2 separate regions of the Homo sapiens genome follow, and region 1 is linked to region 2. A link is a contact called in ENCODE Hi-C data. All regions are on one chromosome and are shown on one strand. The core of a region is the stretch at or near the end of the contact, and the rest is flanking DNA. Distances in the headings are between cores, read along the strand shown. Region 1 holds the start of THYN1 (thymocyte nuclear protein 1). Region 2 holds the start of STT3A-AS1 (STT3A antisense RNA 1).

What was found. Hi-C counts contacts between places; a loop is a spot of excess contacts on that map. Pooled maps may share reads with other maps.
Region 1: a loop to region 2 is called in a pooled map, with 4 times the contacts of the local background. The contact joins the promoter of THYN1 here to the promoter of STT3A-AS1 in region 2. A Hi-C loop is called at or near these places in 3 of 50 pooled maps.

The regions. Positions count from the first base shown.
Region 1 is chr11:134,251,338-134,255,118 of GRCh38, forward strand. It overlaps THYN1 (thymocyte nuclear protein 1), which reads right to left and starts at 2,015. Exons shown (of 7, transcript NM_014174.3): 1 at 1,503-2,015. The coding sequence starts at 1,545. It overlaps ACAD8 (acyl-CoA dehydrogenase family member 8), which reads left to right and starts at 2,231. Exons shown (of 11, transcript NM_014384.3): 1 at 2,231-2,372. The coding sequence starts at 2,264. RefSeq lists an enhancer at 1,776-2,145.
Region 2 is chr11:125,590,908-125,594,799 of GRCh38, forward strand. STT3A-AS1 (STT3A antisense RNA 1) reads right to left here and starts at 1,661. Exons shown (of 4, transcript NR_132372.1): 1 at 1,511-1,661. STT3A (STT3 oligosaccharyltransferase complex catalytic subunit A) reads left to right here and starts at 1,945. Exons shown (of 18, transcript NM_152713.5): 1 at 1,945-2,011. RefSeq lists enhancers at 930-1,099, 1,217-1,811.

The sequences.
Region 1 (3,781 bases), core at 765-3,264, 8.7 Mb after region 2:
CATGCTTGTTAAAGGCAATGTTTCATAATGGAAAAAGCTTAGCTTTGGAGTCAGACCTGGATTCAAATCATGGATCCATTACCAGCTGTAGGAACTTAATCTTACTGTTAAGAAGCTTTCCTTATCTATAAAAATTAGACAAGAATACCTACCTTACAGGGTATCTTCTGGATTATCTATTCAATAGGGTAAGAACACCTTACAGGGTTGTTCAGGATTAAAGGTCCGGACAGTAGTCAATACATGTTTTCCTTTCCTCACTCTCTCTTCTATGCCTTTGCATAGGAAAGAGGAAACTGAGCACCTACTTGCAACTATTTTGAAGCTTAAATGAGGTAATACAAAGGGCCTAGACAATGCCTGGCATTACAATAAGTGCATAATAAAAGCATTATTATTCTCATCTCATACGTCTTTCCTTCTTGCTCACTGTGGCTCCTGGCCCATCTCCTTTCTGCTCCTTGAAGGTGCCAATAAAAGTTGAAAGAAACAGTTCATTCAGGACATTGTAGAAAAATGGTGATGATTCGATTTCATCCCAAGACAATCAGAATGTGCCTGGAACACAGTAGGCATTCAGTAGCTAAGTTGTTAAATTACTATATGACAGGGCCCAAGGTCTATGTGTTACCCTAACCCTAACTCGGTTAATCTACATAACCTGTGAGATGTTCTACTCTTCATCTGGGAAGCATGCTCCAGATCACACATCCAGTAATGGTGGAATCAAGATATGAGGTCAGCACCTGTCACTGAGGTCTATCTGAAGCTACTTAATGACTATACTGCCTCTGAATTTAGTCAAAGTCCCTACATCAATTGTCATTAAATACCATTTATGGCTGTCTAATGCTCTGAACCCAGCATACCTTCCTAACCTAGTTTCCTAATGGCCCCTTAGGAGTTAACAGGCCCACTGCAAACACCACATATTGATAAATAACTGCAATGTGCTGTAGTATATCTGGAACCCCTGTCATTCCCAAAAGAGGTACTTTCTGTACCTTCCAATGTTCCTCCTCCTCCATCCACTTAGAATGCCATCCATCTTTGTGATTATAAAAACGACATCACGTTTTCTTAGTACTAAACTTTGCCCGTGGAAAGTCTCCCATTCTTCAAGGCTGGGCTCAAATTCCACATCCTTCTCGAGGCCTTCCCCGTGATTCCTCCCTCCATAAACTTAACAATCCATTTTCCTGAACCCCATCACATCTGTTTGCAGTTCACCCGCAAGCAGGCGCTTTATATTCTTTAGCACGCCACCTGGTATCTCAAAGAGTCTTTGTGCACAACAACCATTGCCTGAATAAACAAGAAAAAGGAACTGTAGGTAGGAGCTTGGTGAGACAAGTAAAGAAGATGGAGAGTGATTAAGGATAATGGAGTAAAAATATCACAAAGGGTTCTCAAAAAGCAGGGAGTGAAAAATGAGTACTAAACAGGCTCTTCGAGAAAAGTTTTTTCTTGGGCTGCCTTTGTGCAGCCTAGGGGCAGCTCACCTGAACCAGAAGTCCCAGCCAGCCTCTTCCGGGGTCTCGACATGGTCACGCTGCAGGGGACTTTAGTGCGGACGATTCTGGAATCAACGGAGATACAAGAAAGAATGCTAATGTCCTCCAAAACCCGCGCAGAGCGAGATGGAGGCAACGAGAGGCAGCCTAGAACGTCTCCAACTTTTGCGAAACACAGACGCCTACGTTTGAGCCCTCAAATCCTTCCCTCCGTTATCTGCGCCATTTCCATCTCGCATAACCTGCCCCTAAACTCTTCTCGGTTCTGTCCTTGGTCCTTCTCATCCAGGAACCCCTATCTCAGTATGTAGTTCACTGGGAAGTGGCTCCACAGAGACACTTTTGTTGGGTGAATATAAGTAAGCCTTGTGTTACCTTGTTATCCTTGCTAATTAGGATCAACTGAATGGATAATCTAGATGATGAAGTAATTTGCTGGCTACAGACCCAACACTCTGCAGACTCGACTGCGGTCCGCCTCCGCTGCGCCGCAGGCTGTGCAGCGCGACCCCCGCGGCGCTTGGTGGGCGGTGCATCTCTGCGGCGCCGAGGCCCCGAGGACTTCTGGGAATTGTAGTCCTGTCCCCTTGGGAGCCCGCCTGGCACCTGGGTTGTTAGGGCTCGTGGGAGGACTACAACCCCCAGGGTGCAGTGGGACAGGCGTTGCCGGGTCGCAGGTCCCGCCAGTGCGAGCGCAACGGAGGTCGAAGGCGTTCAGACTCTTAGCTGAACGCGGAGCTGCGGCGGCTATGCTGTGGAGCGGCTGCCGGCGTTTCGGGGCGCGCCTCGGCTGCCTGCCCGGCGGTCTCCGGGTCCTCGTCCAGACCGGCCACCGGAGCTTGACCTCCTGCATCGACCGTAAGGATCTCCTGGCGGGCAGTAGGACAGGTGTCCAGAACCCCGGCGGACATATGTCCGCGAGGGGCTGCAGTCTCCCCGTTCCATCCAGTCACCCCGGCGTCAGCTCCCCTTCCGGCCAGTCACCCCCCCGGCCTGGCTCCCTACTCCGGCCGGTCACCCCCGGCCTGGCTGCCCCCTCCGGTCGGTCACCACCATCCGGGTCCCCATCTGGCCCGTCACCCCTGCCCGGGTCCTCCTCCGGCCGGTCACCCCCGCCCCGGTCCTCCTCCGGCCGGTCACCCCCGCCCCGGTCCTCCTCCGGCCGGTCACCCCCCGCAGGTTCCCCTCCGGCCGGTCATCCCCCCGCAGGTTCCCCTCCGGCCCGGGTCCTCCTGCGGCCGGTCACCCTCGGATGCTTAGAGAAGTGAAGAAACTTGGGGCTTGGTTGTTGTTGGGTTGGTTGGTTTTTAATCATAACAGTAGGTCATAAAAGCAGTGAGAATATAAGAAGCTGGCTGGGTGCTGATGGTGACAACTGCACAAGAACTCCAGGTCATACAAGATTTGCTCACACACAAAGATTTGGTATCTTAACACCTCTGGCTATAAGACACTTTTAGTGTTGAAACTCATGCAGGAAAAATAATTATTATTGCCAGTGGGAAACTCTACCAGAGCTGACAAACTTGAGTGTCTTTAGGCTCTGAACAGTAATTTGAATGTAGCGAGGAGTGGTGGAGACCCGGCCAGTTTGTGACTTCTCTGCCAAGAATGTTTATAAACACTTTTTTCTTCTGAAATATTTTTAAATTTATTTTAAATAAATGGCAGTTTTCTTTACAACAGAATAAGTCCCTTAGATATCAGATCTATAAAGTACAGTAAGGCATAGAATACTGTTTTCTTCTGAATGTCCTAAAACTCATTCAAGAGGTGCTGCCCTGGCCTAGCGCTTAGAATTTGATAACCCAGATTACCCTGGTTGATACCGAAGCAGATAAGGAATTATTTAGAGGTGGGTTTTGTTATTGTTTGCATCTTGCTTACACTTGAGTGGCTCTGCAGTCAAAGGCTTTTCCCATTTCATTTGGAGTGTTTTTCTATTTAGCTTTACCTTTTTAGTGTATATGTATTGGCATCTTGAGCTCTGCTAGTAACTATGTATTGGCATCTTGAACTCTGCTAGTAACTGGCAAAGTTCATGAGTGGTGGTATTTGTTTTGTTTTTATACTGTATTTCCTTCTGGGAACTTGTGTTTACTTATGCATATGATTTGCATAAAACTATTTCCTTCCATTAGAATGCAACTCAGATTTATTTCTTAAGCCTGTGGTTCCTTGAACTATTTGTTTTAGGAAGTAGCCATTTACAGAAGAAGAAGATTTGTTAACATTTAATGAGCTCTTGCTAGGATTGAAATAGTCAT
Region 2 (3,892 bases), core at 411-2,910:
AACTCCTGGGTTTAAGCGATTCTCCTGCCTCAGCCTCCCAAGTAGCTGGGATTACAGGATCCTGACACCAAGCCCAGCTAATTTTTGTATTTTTAGTAGAGATGGGGTTTCACCATGTTGGTGAGGCTGTTCTCAAACTCCTGACCTCAGGTGATTCACCCGCCTCGGCCTCCCAAAGTGCTGGGATTACAGGCGTGAGCCACCGCGACCGGCCTTAATATTCTTAGGTTAATACTTAAAAAAAAACAAAAGAAACTTGAACACAATCTTTCTAATTTTAATGCCCCCCTCCCCGCTTTTTTATTTTTAAAGAGAAAAAACTTCTTTTTGAGACGGAGTCCAGCTCTGTCGCCAGGCTGGAGTGCAGTGGCACGATCTCGGCTCACTGCAACCTCCGACTCCCTGGTTCAAGTGATTCTGTGTCAGCCTCCCGAGTAGCTGGGATTACAGGCACGCGCCACCACGCCCAGCTAATTTTTCTATTTTTAGTAGAGACGGGTTTCACCATGTTGGCCAGGATGGTCTCTACCTCCTGACCTCGTGATCCGCCCGCCTTGGCCTCCCAAAGTGCTGGGATTACAGGGGTGAGCCACCGCGCCCGACCAAAACTCGTATTTTGAAGAAGCATTTACTCCAAGTTCTGTAATTCCTTCAGGCTCAGCTTCAGTTTCCTTTTGTTAAAGTAAAATTACATCGAACACTTACTACTAAAAACAAAACCAAAAAAAAGCAGATCTATTGAATCATAACGTCCTGGGGCGAGCCTGGTCATGTGGATTTTGAAAAAAATGCATGTGATTCTGAAGCAGTGATTTAAATAATGACCTTTCAATAAGTGGTGGGTTCCGTTCATGGGAGAATAGGAAACTGCGTGAGTGGTAGAGGCAACAAGTTCGAAGAGCTGCGAGACGTTCCCACTCTCTCTGGTGTAGCCTTGGCTCACCGAGGCGCGCAGGGAGTGGAAGTGCCTGAGGATAAAGGTGTACACGTGCGAGTCTGAGATGATGGAATTGCTGCTCAAACTTCGTCCCCTTCTCTGCCCTCAGCAAACTTATTGGGGGTCGGGGAGCGCGTGGGGTGCGAGAGAAGAGAGGCAAGTTAGGATAGGGAGAGCGGCTCTCTGGCCGGTATTTTAACAAAGGGCTGAACTGACTAAGCATGGCCGGGCTGCCTCCCGGTCTCCCGAGGAAGCCCGCTTGCTGCTGGGGAGGGCTGTGCCTCCGCGGCGGTGGCTGTCTCAGCTGGCAGTAGAAATGCTTCCAGCTTAGCCCCGACAACCCCTTTAGGCCTAGGCACGCTCTTTCACAAAACCAGGGGCTGTGAACTCTGTCAAGGTTCCCAGGTCCATCGCAGTTACCAAGGCACAGTAAAAGCTCGAGTCAACTATCAGGCACATCCTGCAAAAGACGAACTGTCTGGACCAGTCCGCGTTTGAGTTTTAATTGAGAATAAATAGGTAGAAAATGCTTCCCTCCTCTCCTTTCACCTTGTATTAGGTAACAATTTCTACCTTAAAAAAGACGGGAGACGAGCGGCTCCGCATTCCGAGTTACTGGGACTTGGAGCAAGGGCCTATTTCAGCGTAGTTTCCGCTTCTTGTCACATGACGGGAGTCAGTGGGCCGCGCCTTCCCACTGCGACTCCCCGTGGGTCCGCAAACCGACACGTCACTCCTCGGCCCTCAACCAAACTGCTTGGGGCACGTTCTTTCCGCGCTCTTGACTCCTACGCGCCGGCCTATGACAGCTCGGCGGGAGCATACAGACCTGCCTCTAGACTGCTAAGTGATAGCTGTAATGACCAATTAAAAACTTGAATCGCGGCCCGGTTTACGCCTCCGGATTTGACAGACAGTTCCGAGACCCTATCGCTCTCCAGAAGCGTCCTATTGGCCTGGAGCCAGCCAACGGGGGAGCGGTCCGGGAGGCGGACCCGGCTCCTGCCAGGGTTGGGTGCGCCGCTGAACGGATGGCTGAGGGAGCCCCGCGGATCGTTTAGGAAAGCCGGCCAGGTGAGAAGGCCGTAGAACGTAACTTGAAAATCAGCGGCAGGTGCAGTCCATGGCGTTGATGGGGCTGAACGAAGTGCAGGAGGCAAAACTCTAAATGGGGGTGGAGAGCAGAGCTTAGGGCCTTGCAGAGGAGGGGGCGTGGGGCGTGGTGTGGGGGCTTCCTGGATGGAAGGATGCGAAGGTCTAGGGAGGGAGGGTAAGGTGGGTCTTGAGAACAGAGCGTGGGAAAGACTGGGTCCTGGGACTAGTTATGGAGGGGAAGGCGCGTAGGATGCTGGGGTGATGAGTGTCCCGCGCTGAGGGGTATCAGAGGTGGTCAGTTCTTTGAGGGTGGGAAGAAGAGGGAGGTGGGACCCGCTGGAACGACCGGAAGGGAGAAGAGAGTAAAAGATCGTGAGAGGGTGTGGAAACGTGTGTAGGAAAACGGGGCTGGGGAAATTGCAGTCTGGGAAACTAGAGGCAGGGTGGCAGGAGATGCCACAGCTTGCAGGGCACAGTTGAGGAGAGCAGGTTGGTAAGTGTTTTAAGAAAGGTGTCTTTGCTCTTATTTGCTTGGCGGTGTGCGAAAGTGACCAAAGAGCACGAGATGAAATCTCCCTTACGGCCCTGCCCTCAATGACTAGCTCGTTTACTCAAGTTTTCAAGTAGAGATCCTAGCAGTCTCATTTTGGTGTGTGGCTCGTATCAACGCAGTGGTGTTAAGTTTGTTCCTATTTCAGGCATTCCAGAAAACAGCTGCAAACCCTGAGAGATATGGCTGGATTGTTGACCTCCTGGAGTAGTTAGGCCTTTATTTTTAGTTGCAAAGTAAGCTTTCCCTTTGGGACTATACTTAAACACATTTCTAAACTGCTCTTCTGGGACAGTTAATTATGGAGAACATGCTTGACTTCTCAGTGTTGGGGCTAGCATTCTATATGCCTTCCACCTAGTCCAGTGTTGTTGTTGTTTTGTTTTTCTCCTTTATTCCAATAATAGTGGGAAAAAAGATTCATGGAGGAGGATAGACAAACGTTTGTTAAGGGATACACAAGTACAACTAGATAGGAATAAATTCTAGTGTTCTATAGGATAACTATTATTAGGAGTATAATTAACAACAAAAATACACAATTTGTTGTATATTTTCAGATAGCTAGAAGAGTGGATTTTGAATATTCCTAAGACAAAAAAAATAAGGTGATGAATCTACTAATTATTTCCCGACTTGATCATTACACATTATATACATGTACCAAAATGTCACACTGTACTCCATAAATATGTACAATTATGTGTCAGTCAAAAAGAATAAAAGCAAAACATCTTGAATGGTGTTGCATATCCTTTGTTATAGTCGTTATAACTTAGCTCTTGATCACCTTGTAATTTAAAAAAGTAGGTCTGGGCGTGGTAGCTCACGCCTGTAATCCCAGCACTTTGGGAGGCTGAGGTGGGCAGATCATGAGGTCAAGAGATCCAGACCACCCTGGCCAACATGGTGAAACCCCGTCTCTACTAAAAATACAAAAATTAGCTGGGCGTGGTGGCGCACACCTGTAGTCCCAGCTTCTCATGAGGCTGAGGCAGAAGAATCGCTTGAACCCAGGAGGTGGATGGAGGTTGCAGTGAGCCGAGATGGCACCACTGCACTCTAGCCTGGCGACAGAGCAAGACTCCGTCTCAAAAAAAAAAAAAAAAAAAAGATAGTAGTACTGTCTTATACAAGAATAACTAACCTATGGTAGATTAGTGCTATATTGCTATATAAATAATTCATATCTGTCATGTGATTTCCATTTTGAACTGCCTACAGATAGTGTCCCTCAACATTTTAATCTACTTTTTTTAATCCCCCGACTCTTCTGCTTCAGTAGGAAAAATTCGTTTTCTTTCCCTCTA